Regions from separate parts of the Homo sapiens genome. Here all the other regions are linked to region 3. A link is an interaction called in ENCODE POLR2A ChIA-PET data of the cell type or tissue named here. Cell type or tissue: endothelial cell of umbilical vein. All regions are shown on one strand.

Evidence for each region. ChIA-PET counts read pairs that join two places held together with the same protein. Peaks named below come from ENCODE experiments on the same cell type or tissue, not always from the same donor. Only the 100,000 strongest peaks of a DNase experiment are listed, where the experiment ranks them.
Region 1: POLR2A ChIA-PET joins it to region 3 with 7 read pairs; 2 of 35 experiments call an interaction of 5 or more read pairs at or near these places.
Region 2: POLR2A ChIA-PET joins it to region 3 with 5 read pairs; 2 of 35 experiments call an interaction of 5 or more read pairs at or near these places.

What each region holds. Positions count from the first base shown.
Region 1 is chr7:101,308,779-101,313,778 of GRCh38, reverse strand. IFT22 (intraflagellar transport 22) reads left to right here. Exons shown (of 5, transcript NM_022777.4): 5 at 1-2,865. It overlaps EMSLR (E2F1 mRNA stabilizing lncRNA), which reads right to left. Exons shown (of 2, transcript NR_110115.2): 2 at 2,440-3,295. Among named protein-coding and RNA genes, the nearest start is that of EMSLR, 3.0 kb to the right of the region's middle. RefSeq lists an enhancer at 3,974-4,801. In endothelial cell of umbilical vein, no CTCF peak of the experiment used is centred here; no DNase peak of the experiment used is centred here; H3K4me3 peaks cover 41 bases.
Region 2 is chr7:100,460,507-100,465,506 of GRCh38, reverse strand. It overlaps TSC22D4-C7ORF61 (TSC22D4-C7orf61 readthrough), which reads left to right. Exons shown (of 6, transcript NM_001395846.1): 5 at 1,821-2,144. SPACDR (sperm acrosome developmental regulator) reads left to right here and starts at 1,247. Exons shown (of 3, transcript NM_001004323.3): 1 at 1,247-1,544; 2 at 1,821-2,144. The coding sequence starts at 1,482. In endothelial cell of umbilical vein, no CTCF peak of the experiment used is centred here; a DNase peak (open chromatin) is centred at 2,206; H3K27ac peaks cover 216 bases.
Region 3 is chr7:100,791,516-100,796,515 of GRCh38, reverse strand. It overlaps ZAN (zonadhesin), which reads right to left. Exons shown (of 48, transcript NM_003386.3): 41 at 4,368-4,550; 42 at 4,037-4,111; 43 at 2,498-2,696; 44 at 2,258-2,396; 45 at 1,180-1,320. Among named protein-coding and RNA genes, the nearest start is that of EPHB4, 34 kb to the left of the region's middle. RefSeq lists an enhancer at 1,942-2,489. In endothelial cell of umbilical vein, no CTCF peak of the experiment used is centred here; a DNase peak (open chromatin) is centred at 1,945.

The DNA of each region.
Region 1 (5,000 bases), 520 kb before region 3:
CAAATGAACGTATACTTGATCCTTATTCATAGATTTTGTATTTGAGAATTTGCCTACTCACTAAAATATGTTTGTAACCCCCAAATCAATACTGTGGCACTTTCTCAGTTATTCGCAGACACACAGAGACAAAAAATTTGAAGTGCCTGGCTGGGCGTGGTGGCTCACGCCTGTAATCCCAGCACTTTGGGAGGCCGAGGCAGGCGGATCACAAGGTCCAGAGATCGAGACCATCCTGGCCAACATGGTGAAACCCCGTCTCTACTAAAAATACAAAAATTAGCTGGGCATGGTGGGGCATGCCTGTAGTCCCAGCTACTCAGAAGGGTGAGGCAGAATTGCCTGAACCCGCGAGGCGGAGACTGCAGTGAGCCGAGATCGCACCACTGCACTCCAGCCTGGTGACAGAGCAAAAAAAAAAAAATTGAAGTGCCTGGCCAGTTGCAGTGGGTCACACCTGTAATCCCAACACTTTGGGAGGCTAAGATGGGAGAACTGATGGAAGCCAGGAGTTCAAGAACAGCCTGGCCAACATGGCGAAACCCCATCTCTACTAAAAATACAAAAATTCGCCAGGCATGTTGGCACACACCTGTAATACCAGCTACTCATGTGGCTGAGGCATAAGAATTGCTTGAGCCTGGAGGCCGGGTGCAGTGGCTTACGCCTGTAATCCCAACACTTTGGGAGTCTGAGACGGGTGGAAATCCTGAGGTCAGGAGTTCAAGACCAGCCTGTCCAACATGGTGAAACCCCGTCTCTACTAAAAATACAAAAATTAGCTGGGCGTGGTAGCACGTGCCTGTAATCCCAGCTACCTGGGAAGCTGAGGCAGGAGAATCGCTTGAACCTGGGAGGCGGAGGTTGCAGTAAGCCGAGATTGTGCCATTGCACTCCAGCCTGGGCAACAAGAGCAAAACTCCATCTCAAAAAAAAGAAAAAAGTGCCGAGTGGAGTGGCTCACACCTGTAATCCCAGCACTTTGGGAGGCCAAGGCAGGTAAATCACAAGGTCAGGAGTTCGAGACCAGCCTGTCCAACATGGTGAAACCCCGACTCTACTAAAAACACAAAAAATTAGCTGGGCCTGGTGGCGGGTACCTGTAATCCCAGCTACTCAGGAAGCTGAGGGAGGAGAATCACTTGAACCCAGGAGGCAGAGGTTGCAGTGAGCCAAGATCGCGCCACTGCTCTCCAGCCTCGGCAACATAGCGAGACTCCGTCACAAAAAAAAAAAAAAAAAAAACAACTCTCTCCAAAACATTATATTTATTTAGATGACCTTGATATGGACACTATATCCAGTTGGAAAGTGGAGTACAGACACAATTTTTTGTTTTTTGTTTTTTTGAGACACGGTGTCACTCTGTCATCCCGGCTGGAGTGCAGTGGCATGACCACAGCTCACAGCAGCCTCAATCTCCTGGGCTCCACTGATCTCGCCAGCTCAGCCTCTGAGTAGTTGAGACTAGAGATACACACACCAGTAATGGTCCAGCCCACTAATTAGTGCACGCCTGGCTAATTTTTGTACTTTTTGTAGAGATGGGGTTTTGCCATGTTGCCCCAGCTGATCTCGAACTCCTGTCCTTGAGTGATCCGCCCGTCTCAGCCTCCCAAAGTGGTGGGATTACAGGCATGAGTCATTGTGCCCAGCCCATACACAACCTCTAAAAAATTTTTCATAACACCAAATTGGTAAACATGTTCAAAAGATTTAATGTACAGAATCACTAGATACGGTGAGTTTACGGTTTATTGTAGAAGCAAGTTTGTTTTAATCATCTTAGGAGATTTTTTTGTGTTGTTTTGTTTTTTTGAGAGTCTCACTGCAATCTCCACCCTCCGGGTTCAACTGATTCTCCTCCCTCAGCCTCCCAAGCAGCTGGGATTACAGGTGCCTGCCACTGCACCCGGCTAATTTTTGTATTTTTAGTAGAGACGGTTTCACCATCTTGGCCAGGCTGGTCTTGAACTCCTGACCTTGTGGTCTACCCGCCTCAGCCTCCCAAAGTGCTGGGATTACAGGTGTGAGCCACTGCACCCAGCCATGGAGTTATTTTTCATTCATAATTGTTATGTTTGTAATTTTTTAACATAGCCAATAAGAAAATACACTAAGTAGATGAAATGGTAGATGTAGCTCTTTTCAGCTGAGAGTGGGAGAAAAAGTTGAGGCACCTAAGGGAGATGAATAAAAATGCTAGGGTGTCTGTCACTTTCACAGTGAGGAGGGCTGACATGTAGCTGTGTGAGCAGTCTACTGGAGAGAGTGGCTTTTCTAGACCATGACAATTCCCTGGCAATTTAGTTTGAACCACATTCACCTGTTAGGATTACCATGCGTATTATTAATGTCAACTGAACTAAATCATCTTTCCATGACAGCTGCCTAACAAGAATCCATCTCACAAAATTGACCACCTCAAAAGGAAATTATTTTCATTTCACCTTTAATGATTATTCAAGACCCCAGTATAACAACCCAAGGCCAGGCGCAGTGGCTCACGCCTGTAATCCCAGCACTTTGGGAGGCCGAGGCGGGTGGATTACGAGGTTAAGAGATCGAGACCATCCTGGCTAACAGTGAAACCCCACCTCTACTAAAAATACAAAAAATAAGCCGGGTGTGGTGGCGGGCACCTGTAGTCCCAGCTACTCAGGAGGCTGAGGCAGGAGAATGGCGTGAACCTGGGAGGCGGAGCTTGCAGTGAGCCGAGGTCCCGCCACTGCACTCCAGCCTGGGCGACAGAGCGAGACTCCATCTCAAAAAAAAAAAAAAAAAAAAAATTAACCCAGCAGATTTTGTTCACCTGAATGGCCAGAGTACAACCCATTAAATATTTGAATTGAGTAAAAGCCTTCAGATTTTAAGTTTTGAGAGTTTTTTTTCTGCTTGATCTAGTCTATCATTGAAGCTTTCGAGTATACTTTGTATTTCATCCAGTGATTTCTTCAGTTCCACATTTGCCATGTGCTCTGGAAAACTCTGTATCTGGTTGGTAAATACCTCAACCATATCCAGAATTGCTGTTGACATTTCCTTACTTTCTTTTTCAGAAGTCTCTTGAATCCCTCTAATCTTGGTTAAAATCAGTTTCCACAATTCTCTATATGACATTTCTTGAATTTCTTTTGGATGGGGATCTGTTGCTGGAGAATTACTGGGTTCCTTTGGAGGCGTCCCACTTCCTTGCTTTTTCACGTTTCCCGTGTCCTTCCATTGAGATCTGCACATCCTGTGTAAATTGCTTCTTCCAAGTTTGTGAATTTGCTTTGTAGGGGAGGACTTCTTCCTAAAAATGTAGATAGGGTGTTGGTTAGGTGGGGCACTTTGGCTTTGATTGGGGTAGTACTGTAGGCTCTGTATGATTTCTTGGGTGGCTTAGGGTGTGGTTATTAGTGGAGGGTGTGGTTGCTGGGGACTAAGAGGCTAAGGTGGGCCAGTCTTTGAGCCCAGGAGCGGTGTAGGCTGGCTCTGGCATTAATGGGTTCAGGGGAGCAATTTGGAGTCCTCTAGGTGCTCTGCTCGAATCCTGGTAGTGGCAGCCCCTGTGGGCGGCAAGCTACCCAGGCGCCGAGGCAAGAGACCGAGGACACGAGCTGTTCCAGTACAATAAAATATAAAACAAGAATAGTTATACCAGATATAGATCTTAGAGATGATTATATATGAATATCATTAATCATTAGTTGGTAGTAATTAATTTATCCCAATATTATAATAATCCTTGCTCTAAAATCATAACCTAGGAAAAACCAGGCCATACAGAGATAGGAGCTGAGGGGACATAGTGAGGTGTGACCAGAAGACAAGAGTGCGAGCCTTCTGTTATGCCCAGACAGGGCCACCAGAAGGGCTCCTTGGGCTAGCGGTAACGCCAGCTTCTGGGAAGACGCCCCTTGCCGAGCGGACGGTAGTCTAGTGGTAGCCTCAGTGTCAAGGAAAAACACAGGCTACTTAGCAGACCGGGAAAGGGAGTCTCCCTTTCCCCGGGGGAGTTTAGAGAAGACTCTGCTCCTCCACCTCTTGTTGGAGGGCCTGACATTAGTCAGGCTTGCCCGCAGTTATCTGGAGGCCTCACCATCTCCCTGTGATGCTGTGCTTCAGTGGTCACGCTCGTAGTCCGCCTTCATGTTCCATCCTGTACACCTGGCTCTGCCTTCTAGATAGCAGTAGTAAATTAGTGAAAATACTAAAAGTCTCTGATATGCAAAAATAATGGCGTAAGCTGTCTTTCTCTTTGTCTCTCTCTCTCGCTGCCTTGGCTGCCAGGCAGGGAAGGGCCCCCTGTCCAGTGGACACGTGACCCACGTGACCTTACCTATCATTGGAGATGACTCACACTCTTTACCCTGCCCCTTTTGCTTTGTATCCAAAATATAACAGCGCAGCCAGACATTCGGGGCCACTGCCGGTCTCCGCGCATTGGTGGTAGTGGTGCCCCGGGCCCAGCTGTCTTTTCTTTTATCCCTTTGTCTTGTGTCTTTATTTCTACACTCTCTCGTCGCCGCACACAGGGAGAAGCCCCCCGACCCTGTGGGGCTGGTCCCTGCAAGCCCCAGCTAAGCTCGTGGTTGATCCCAGGCCCTGGAGCAGTGAGTGTGATGTGGATGAGGACAGTTGCAGTTGGGTGGTATCCCACAGGCTGGGTCCCTGACCCCAGACCCCGGGGAGGAGTGTTCAGCCGCCAACGGTGGCGGAAAGGGCAGAACAGCCACCAATCCCCAGGCCCCTGGCCCTCCTGCTCAAGGTCCTCAGGGGACGGAGCCGCCAGTGGACTGTCCTCAGGCCCCCGGGGTTTGGGCTCTGGTTGTGACAGACAGGGAAGGGCTGGGCCCCAGGCGGCGGACGGAAAGCTCAGGCGGGGCAGGGCGGGCGCGCAGTTGGCTCGTGTCTGGGTCCCGCGGCAGCGGCGGGATTATTTGTCCTTTGGGACTCCTGAGAGCGCCTGGCCTCCCCTCTCCCTCCCTGGCCCTCAGCTGGCGGCGGCGGTAACC
Region 2 (5,000 bases), 330 kb after region 3:
GCATGTGGCACTATGCCCAGCTAGAGTCGAAGTTTCGCTCTTGTCACCCAGTCTGGAATGCAGTGGTGAGATCTCAGCTTACTGCAACCTCCACCTCTCAGGTTCAAGCGATTTCCATGCCTCAGCCTCCTGAGTAGCTGGAACTACACGTGTGCACCACCACACCCAGCTAATTTTTTTTTTTTTTCGTATTTTTAGTAGAGAAGGGGTTTCACCACTTTGGTCAGGCTGGTCTCAAACTCCTGAACTCAAGTAATCTGCCTACCTCAGCCTCCCAAAGTGCTGGGATTACAGGCATGAGCCACTGCGCCTAGCCTAAATTTTTTGGTAGAGACCATCTCGCTATATGGCCCAGGCTGATCTCAAACTGCTGGCTTCAAGTAATCCTCCCACCTTGGCGTCCCAAAGTTCTGGGATTACAGGTGTGAGCTACCACACCTGGCTCTCTTAAGTTTTTTCCTTCCTTGCTTCCTTCCTTCCTTCCTTCCCTCCTTCCTTTTTTGTCTTTCTTTTTTGTTTTTTTCTTTCCTTCTTTTCTTTCTTTTGTTCTTTTCCTTCTTTCTTCTTTCTCTCTCTCTCTCTCTTTCTTTCTCTCCTCTCTGTCTCTCTCTCTTCCTTCCTCCCTCCTCTCCCTTCCTTCCTTCCTTCCTTTTTTTTTTTTTTTTTTTTGAGACAGGGTCTCATTCTGTTGCCCAGGCTGGAGTGCAGTGGCACAATCATGGCTCACTGCAGCCTCCACCTCCTGGGCGCAAGCAATCCTCCTGCCTCAGCCTCCTGAGTAGCTGGGACTGCAGGCACACACCACCACTCCCAACTGATTTAAACTCTTTTTTTGAAAAATTTAAACATAGTGAGTTGGGGGGAGTCTCACTATGTTGCCCAGGCTGGTCTTCAACTCCTGGCCTCAAGTGATCCTCCTGCCTCAGCCACCCAAAACACTGGGATTACAGGCATGAGCCACCATGCCCGGCCCCCTTCAGCTTTCCTGAATTTCAGATTCCTCTTTGATGAAGTGGCACTAACAATAATACCTATCTTGAAGGGCTGCTGTGAAGGACTGCAGGACGTGATGCAGGAACAGTGCTTATTAGTTTGTTACGTGTTAGTTTATTTTCCCTGGATCTGAGCGAAGAAGAGCCAGGGTGGAAGAGATGGACTCTGTGGGTCTGGGCAGGGCCTCGGGGGTTGGGGTCGGGGCCAGGCAGCCTCACAATGGTCTAGAACTCTCCCTCACTGTAGGTTCTCACCTACTTCGACTCCTCTCCCTGTCCCAGGGAGGGGAGAAAAGGTCTGGGATTCATTGCCAGGAGGGGCTTCCCCCAGGATTTCCTACTTCTTTCTTTACTGCTGTGCTTGAAGCTCACAGGAGACCCCTCAAGAGGTGGTCACCGGCCCACAGCCCACCCCATCCCCCACCCGCCACCCCCACCGTACCAAATGCTAGCTCTGCCCTTTCTTCTGTGTTTTTCCCATCAAGAGAGATGGTTGTGGTCATGAAGTTCTTCCGATGGGTTAGACGGGCTTGGCAAAGGATTATTTCCTGGGTGAGTTTCTGAGACCACTCTGTCCTCATGATGCGCTGGGATGAGGGCATGGGTCGCAGCAGCCCCTTACTGCGTGGGTTCCCTCCCTTCCTGGCCTGTGGCCAAACAAGATGGAGTGGGGAGGAAGGAAAGGACAGCTGGGGAGGGGCTGGAGGAGAAGGAAGAGAGGCCAGGAAACTCACTGCTCCATCCCTTTTGTGCCTTCTTTTCTGTGGATGGTGTTGTCTCTGCCCTGCCCCTCTCTCCTGTCTCTCCTCTCTGTGTCTTGGTTCTCAGGTTTTCTTCTGGAGGCAAAAAATTAAACCAACCATCTCAGGACACCCTGACTCCAAGAAACACTCATTGAAGAAGATGGAGAAGACTCTCCAGGTGGTTGAGACTTTGAGGTTGGTCGAGCTCCCAAAAGAGGCTAAGCCCAAGTTGGGTGAGTCCCCCGAGCTGGCAGATCCCTGCGTGTTGGCCAAGACTACAGAGGAGACCGAGGTGGAGCTGGGCCAACAGGGCCAATCCCTACTGCAGCTGCCGAGGACGGCCGTCAAGTCTGTCTCCACGCTCATGGTCTCTGCCCTGCAGAGCGGCTGGCAGATGTGCAGCTGGAAGGTCAGCACCATCCTAACACCCCCTCCCTCTTTCCCCAGCCCCCAGTGACTCACCCCTCCCTCTGATTACTTGTTCAACAATTGTTTCCTGGCCTGGTGCAGTGACTCACGCCTGTAATCCCAGCACTTTGGGAGGCTGAGATGGGAGGATCACTTGAGCTCAGGAATTCGAGACCAGCCTGGGCAACATAGCAAGACCCTGTCTCTTAAAATATCTTTTTCTTTTTCTTTTTCTTCCTTTCTTTTTTTTTTTTCTCCCTGAGACAGAGTCTCCCTCTGTCGCCCAGGCTGGAGTGCAGTAGCGTGATCTCGGCTCACTGCAACCTCCACCTCCCCGGTTTAAGCTATTCTCCTGGCTCAGCCTCCCGAGTAGCTGGGGACTACAGACTCCCACGCCTGGCTAATTTTTGCATTTTTAGTAGAGACAGGGTTTCACCACGAGGCCAAGCTGGTCTCGAACTCCTGGCCTCAAGTGATCCACCTGCCTCAGCCTCCCAAAGTGCTGGGATTACAGGCATGAGCCACCATGCCCGGCAAATGTTTTCTTTCTTAGCCAGGCATGGTGGCTCATGCCTATAGTCCCAGCACTTTGGGAGGCTGAGGCAGGAGGATCACTTGAGGCCAGGAGTTCAAGGCCAGCCTGGGCAACAAAGTGAGACCCCATTTCTACAAAAAAGTTAAAAATTAGCCAGGCTTAGTGGTGCCTGTATTTCCAGCTACTTGGGAGGCTGAGGCAGGAGGAACACATGAGCCCAGGAGTTCAAGGCTGTAATGAGCTATGATTGTGCCACTGCACTCCAGCCTGGGCAATAGAGCGAGACTCTGTCTCTTAAAAATATATATATATTTCTGGCCGGGCACGGTGGCTTACGCCTGTAATCCCAGCACTTTGGGAGGCCGAGGCAGGCTGATCACGAGGTCAGGAGATTGAGACCATACTGGCTAACATGGTGAAACCCCGTCTCTACTAAAAATACAAAAAATTAGCCAGGCAAGGTGGCAGGTGGCTGTAGTCCCAGCTACTCAGGAGGCTGAGGCAGGAGAATGGCATGAACCCGGGAGGCGGAGCTTGCAGTGAGCCGAGATAGCACCACTGCACTCCAGCCTGGGCGACAGAGCGAGACTCCATCTCAAAAAAAATAAATAATAAAAATAAAAAATATTTCCTATGCGTCCACCAAATGCCATGTACTAAAGATACAACAATGAACAAGACTTGCAGACTTGCAGGGCTACAGATGAGACAATAGGCATTGCTAGTTCAGTATCCACACATTGTTGAGTGTGACGTTGTCAAGCGGGCTGTAGGACCCCAGGAGAGAGGCATGTTATCCAAACCTAAGGAGTCAGGTGAGGCCTTTTTTTTTTTTTTTTTTTGAGACGGAGTCTGTCGCCCAGGTTGGAGTGCAGTGGCGGGATCTCGGTTCGCTGCAAGCTCCGCCTCCTGGGTTCACACCGTTCTCCTGCCTCAGCCTCCTGAGTAGCTCGGACTACAGGCACCCGCCACCACGCCCAGCTAAATTTTTTTTTGTATTTTTAGTAGAGGCAGGGTTTCACTGTGTTAACCAGGATGGTCTTGATCTCCTGACCTCGTGATCTGTCCGCCTCGGCCTCCCAAAGTGCTGGGATTACAGGTGTGAGCCACTGCGCCCGGCCAGGCAAGGCCTTCTTAACAGAAGTGAGGGTAAAGCTGAGGCCTGAAGGTGTTAGCTTGGCTTGAAAGGGTTGTTAGGGGAAGGTGGAGGGAGTGGGAGGGGTGTCCAGGGAGTAAGAATGGCAAATGTGTGGCCAGGCACAGTGGATCATGCCTGTAATCCCAACACTTTGGGAGGCCAAGGCAGGAGGATCATTTGAGCTCAGGAGTTCGAGACCAGCCTGGGCAACATGGTGAAACCCTCTCTCTACAAAAAATACAAAAATAAGCCAGGAATCGGTGGCTCACAGCTGTAGTCCCAGCTATTCGGGAGGCTGAAGTGGGAAGTCTGCTGGAGTCTGGGAAGCGGAGGCTGCAGTGAGCCGAGATCGTGCCACTGAGGCAGGTGGATCACCTGAAGTTAGGACCAGCCTGGCCGACATGGTGAAACCCTGTCTCTACTAAAAACAAAAACAAAAATCAGTGGGGTGTGGTGGTGCACCGCTGTAATCCCAGATACTTGGGAGGCTGAGGCAGGAGAATCGCTTGATCCTGGGAAGCAGTGGTTGCAATGACCCGAGATTCTGCCACTGCACTCCAGCCTGGGCAATACAGTGAGAGTCTGTCTCAAACAAACAGAAAAGAATAGCAGATGAGTGCAGAGCTGTCCCAAGGTGTGTGGGTTGGAGTGGAACGATCCTGAAGCCTAAAGTCAGCTGGTAGAAGGCAGGGTTGCCAAGTTGTGAGCTTTGGATTGGACCCTTAGAGCAATGGGAGCCCTTGAAGACATTTGAGCAGAGGAGTGACATGATCAAATGTTGATTTTGAAAGCTCACCTGCACTCATATTTGGGTAGGATTGTAAGCTTGTTCAGCCCAGCCTGGGCAACACAGGGAGACCCCATCTCTACAAAAGTAAAAAAATTAGCCAGGCATGATGCATGCCTGTAGTCCCAGCTACTTGGGAGGCTAAGGTGAGAGGACCACTGGGAGGTCAAGGCCACAGTGAGCTATATTTGTGCCACTGCACTCCAACCTGGGTGGCAGTGAGACACTCTCAAAAAAAAAAAAGGAAAATAGATAGCACAGCAACTCTGGAAAACAGGATGGTCATTTCTCTCTCTCTCTCTCTTTTTTTTTTTATGATGGAGTCTCACTCTCTCACATAGGCTGGAGTGCAGTGGCATGATCTTGTTCACTGCAACCTCTGCCTGCCAGGTTCAAG
Region 3 (5,000 bases):
GAACCCGGGAGGTGGAGGTTGCAGTGAGCCGAGATCACGCCACTGCACTCCAGCCTGGGCAACAGACCAAGACTCAAAAAAAAAAAAAAAAAAAGCAGATTCCTGGGCCCACTCCAGACCTACCAAATCTGATCTTTCAGAGTGTGTCCTGGAATATACATGTACACAAGTTACCCCGTCTTCAATCTTAGGCAAGATAAAGCTGGAGAACCACTGGCCCAGAAGCCCATGGGAATTGTAGTTTGGGATAGGAAAGGACAATGGAAGGTGCTGGAGAGGCACAGAAGGACACAGGAGGAGGAAGCAGCAGGGGTGAGAGATACAGGTCACAGGAGTGGGGAGCTGGGCTTCAGAGAGAAGATTTCACAGTATATAGGTAGGAGATGGGCACAGGAACTAGTTTTTTGTTTTGTTTTTGGTTTTTGTTTTTTGTTTTTTTTGAGATGGAGTCTTGGTCGCCCAGGCTGGAGCGCAGTAGCGTGATCTTAGCTCACTGCAACCTCTGCCTCCCGGGTTCAAGCGGGTCTCGTGCCTCAGCCTCTGAGTAGCTGGGATTACAGCTGTGCACCACCATACCCAGCTAATTTTTTTTTATTTTTTTATTTTTTTTTAGATGGAGTCTTGCTCTGTCACCCAGGCTGGAGTGCAGTGGCTTGATCTTGGCTCACTGCAACCTCCACCTCCCAGGTTCAAGTGATTCTCCTGCCTCAGCCTCCCGAGTAGCTGGGACTACAGGCGCACACCACCACACCCGGCTAACTTTTTGTATTTTTAGTAGAGACGGGGTTTCACTTCGTTAGCCAGAATGGTCTCCATCTCCTGACCTCGTGATCCGCCCACCTCAGCCTCCCAAAGTGCTGGGATTACAGGCGTGAGCCACCATTCCCGGCCAGGACTGGTTTTTTGAGGATGCTTGTCCTGCGAATTTCTAGGGATTATATTATAATTCCTACTATAATAATATATGTAATATATAAATAGATAATTAATATACAAGATATATTAATATATTAATATCCATTATAGCTACAAATTGTTATGTTTATAATATATAATATCTGTAACATAATATTATAATACATATCATTCTATATGTGAATATAATACATATAGAATCATTCTGTGGTTGTCGGCCAGGAAGAGGTTGTGAGGGTACAGGGCCTTGGACGATGCCCTCACCTGGCTTTCTGGGAGGTGGCGCATCTCGAGGCTCCATACACAGGCCTCCCCCGTAACCAACTTCACACTCGCAGGTGAAGGTGGCTCCCTGCTCCCGACACTGCCCGTCATTCTGACAGGGGTTCTGCAGACACGGGCTTTCTGCAAGGACAGAGAGGGTTGTGGGAGGGGGGCCCTGGGAGGACACTCCCAGCTGAGGGAAGGCCTGGCTGGGGGCTGGGACGCCCGGGGAGAAAGCAGCGGCTGCCAGAGACTGGCCAGGGGTCAGCCAGCCTGGCTCCCAACCCTGCCTCACTAGCCCTGGGCTTTGGGGAAACTTCCTTCCTTTGAAACTCTTTCATCTCTTCCTTCCTCTCTTCCTTTCTTCCTCCTTTCCTCCCTCCTTCTCTCCTTCCCTCCTTCTCCCCTCCTCTCCCTTCCTCTCCTCTCCCCTCTCCTCCCTCCCTTCCTTTCCTCCCCTCCCCTGCCCTCCCCTCCTCCCTTCTCTTCTCTTCTTTTTTGAGACAAGATCTCACTCTGTCACCCAGGCTGGAGTGCAGTGGCACAATTATAGCTCACTGTAGCCTCAATTTCTTGGGCTTAAGTGATCTTCCCACCTCAGCTTCCAAGTAGCTGAGACTACAGGAGTGCACCACCACACTCAGCTCTTTTTTTCTTTAATTTTTAGTAGAGACGATGTCTCCCTATATTGCCCAGGCTGATCTTGAACTCCTGAGCTCAAAGCAATTCGCCCACCTCACCTCCAAAAATGCTGGGATTACAGGCATGAGTCACCCACGCCCAGCAGGAAACTGCTTAACCTCTCTGAACTCCATGTTTGTTATGTATAAATTAGGAGTGCTGTGCTAACCATCAGGGCTGAAGGAGATCATGGGAAGGAACGCTAGGGAAGGATTCGGTAGGTCATGGATGCTTAGGGATCGGGAGATCTTTGTCCTTTGTCCCTCCCTACAAAGGCAGGGACAGACATCCTGAAATCAATGTGGAAGAGTCCTGAGGACAAGGAGGGGACGATCCTTGGTCCATGGACGCCCCAGGGCATGGGGCAGCTTGGAACCGGGCAGGAGTGCAGGTTCACCTGGAAAGCAGCCTTGGGTGTGGTTCCCCAGGGTGCAGACCTCCCCCGCTCTGCAGCTGAAGGGCTCACACAGCAGGATCCGTGAGCTGGCACAGGTGCACCGCTGAGAGCAGTCCTCAGTCAGAAAGCTGCTGCCCAGCTAGAAAGGGGAAGGGCCAGGAGGAGACGTTCCAGTTCCATCCCTGGTCTGGCTCTCCTTGGCGCCTCTGCTCCCCAGGGCCTCCTGCTGCCAGCTCAGACCTGGTAGTAGATGCCATTGCTGGTGCAGCCACAGTCAGCCAGGGGAGGCTCTGGGTGCCACTGTAGGCATAGCCTGGGATGCTGGCGCAGCCTTCCACGCAGGGGCCCTCGCAGTCCCCGGGGTCTGCCAGGTTGGCACAGGATGCTGGGCAGGGTGTCATACAGCTCTGATATATGGTACCTGCTGGACACTCCATGGCTGCGGGGACAGTCATGGTCAGAAACTGGCTGGGGCTGGGCAGGCCAAACAGGGGCAAGGTCACCCGATAAAACTCAGAGTAGGCTGGGCACAGTGGCTCACACCTGAAATCCCAGCACTTTGGGAGGATGAGGCAGGTGGATCACCTGAAGTCAGGAGTTCAAGACCAGCCTGGCCAACATGGTGAAACCCCATCTCTGCTAAAAATACAAAAATGAGCCGGGCGTGGTGGCGGGCACCTGTAATACCAGCTACTCGGGAGGCTGAGACAAGAATCGCTTGAACCCAGGAGGCGGAGGTTGCAGTGAGCCGAGATCATGCCACTGCACTCCAGTCTGGGCAACAAAAAGCGAACTCTGTCTCAGACAACAACAACAAAAACAAAAACACTCAGCGTTGCATATAGGCAGGAAGCTAGAACGTGTTGCAGCTTCATCTAGGGTCTTTTTTTTATTTTTTATTTTTTTAAATTTTTTTTAGAGATGGAGTCACTCTGTTGCCCAGGCTGGAGTGCCCAGGCTGGCGTGATCACGGCTCACTGCAGCCTCCAACTCCTGGGTTCCAATGATCCTCCCACCTCAGCCTCCCTGGTGACTGGAGTTACAGGCATGCACCACCACACCCGGCCAATTTGTTAAGATTTTTATAGAGATGGGGTCTCACTGGTTCCCCAGGCCGGTCTCAAACTCTTGGATTCAATTGATCCTCCTGCCTCTGCCTCCCAAAGTGGTGGAACTACAGGTATGAGCTACCATGTCCAGCCTGTCTAGTCTTTTCTTTTTTTAATTTCTTTCTTTTTTTCGTTCTTTCTTTCTTTCTTTCTTTTTTTTTTTTTTTGAGATAGGATGTTGCTCTGTTGCCCAGGCTGGAGTGTGGTGGTGTGCGGTCATGGTTCACTGCAGCCTGGCTGGAACTCCTGGGCTCAAGCCATCCTCCAGCCTCAACCTCCCAAAGCACTGGGATTACAGGTGTGAACCACCACGCCCAGCCCATCCAGGGTCTGCAACATTAGAACATTTGAAGGAACTGGTTGAGCGAAGGTGGACCTTGGCAGGAAGGAGCGGGATGCGGGATGGGGTTGGGAGGCTCCCAGGCAGGGGCAGAGAAGGAGCCAGGCTGCCGGTTGTGCTGACTTGGACCTGGGACTAAGGCAGAAATTCGAGGGATGATGGGACTAAGACAGAAAGCCCGAGATGAGGCAATGGTGGGAAGAGCGTTCAGCAGAGGTGGACGGCAGAGGGGTCAGGGTCGGCACAGGGAGGGGCAACACCTCACCGCAGAGGGTGCGGTCCCGCCAGCCAGCCAGGGCAGCGCCCGCCTCCTGGCAGAGGATGGCGTACCCACTGAGGACCTGGCAACGCAGCTCCTCTTGCTCTCTTGGGTCCTGAGCAGAGCACAGATCCAGCACGCAGTGCCTGGTGCAGAGAGGGGGCAGGAAGGGCACAGTCAGTTTGGGGAGGGGAGGAGACCCACCCCTGCAGAAGAGAGCCTGGAACCCCAAACAGAAAGACATCAGTCGGTGTCCAGTGAGGGTCACAAGGAAATTAGGCCACAGGGAGAACGGAGGAGTGAACCACACAGAGCTTGGGTCAGGAAGCGGGCAGGAGGCCCCAGGGAAAGACCAGAGCAGGCACCTGGGCCATTCCCACAAGTCCTGGGCCCATGACTCACTCTTGGAAGGGCTCTGGGGCCACCGTCTGGTGACAGGCAGCAAAGGGGCCCTGGGGGTCTGCCAGCACCCTACAGGCCTGGGTGCTGTTGCTCGCCAGCTGCTCCGGGCTACATTCGGACACTTGGAGGCCCGTGCGGAGGCCCAGCTCCGCCCCTTGTCCCTCCTCCTCCGCTGGTATAGCCCTGCAGTAGAGACAGCCACGGGGTCAGGTGAGGCCCCAAGGAAGGTGAAGTGGGGGAAGAAGAAGAACTGATTAGCCGGGCATGGTGGTGGCTGCCTGGAGTCCCAGCTACCCGGGAGGCTGAGGCAGGAGGATGACTTGAGCCCAGGAGGTGGAAACTGCAGTGAGCCAAGATCACGCCACTGCACTCCAGCCTGGGTAACAGAGCACGACCCGGTCTCTAAAAAATATATTTTAAAAAAAGAAATAAGAACTACTGGGGCTGGGTGTGGTGGCTCACACCTGTAATCCCAGCACTTTGGGAGGCCTAGGTGGGCAGATCCCTTGAGGTCAGGAGTTCGAGACCAGTATGGCCAACATGGTGAAACCCTGTCTCTACTAAAAATACGAACATTAGCTGAGCGTGGTGGCCCATGCCTGTAGTCCCAGCTACTTGGGAGGCTGAGGCACG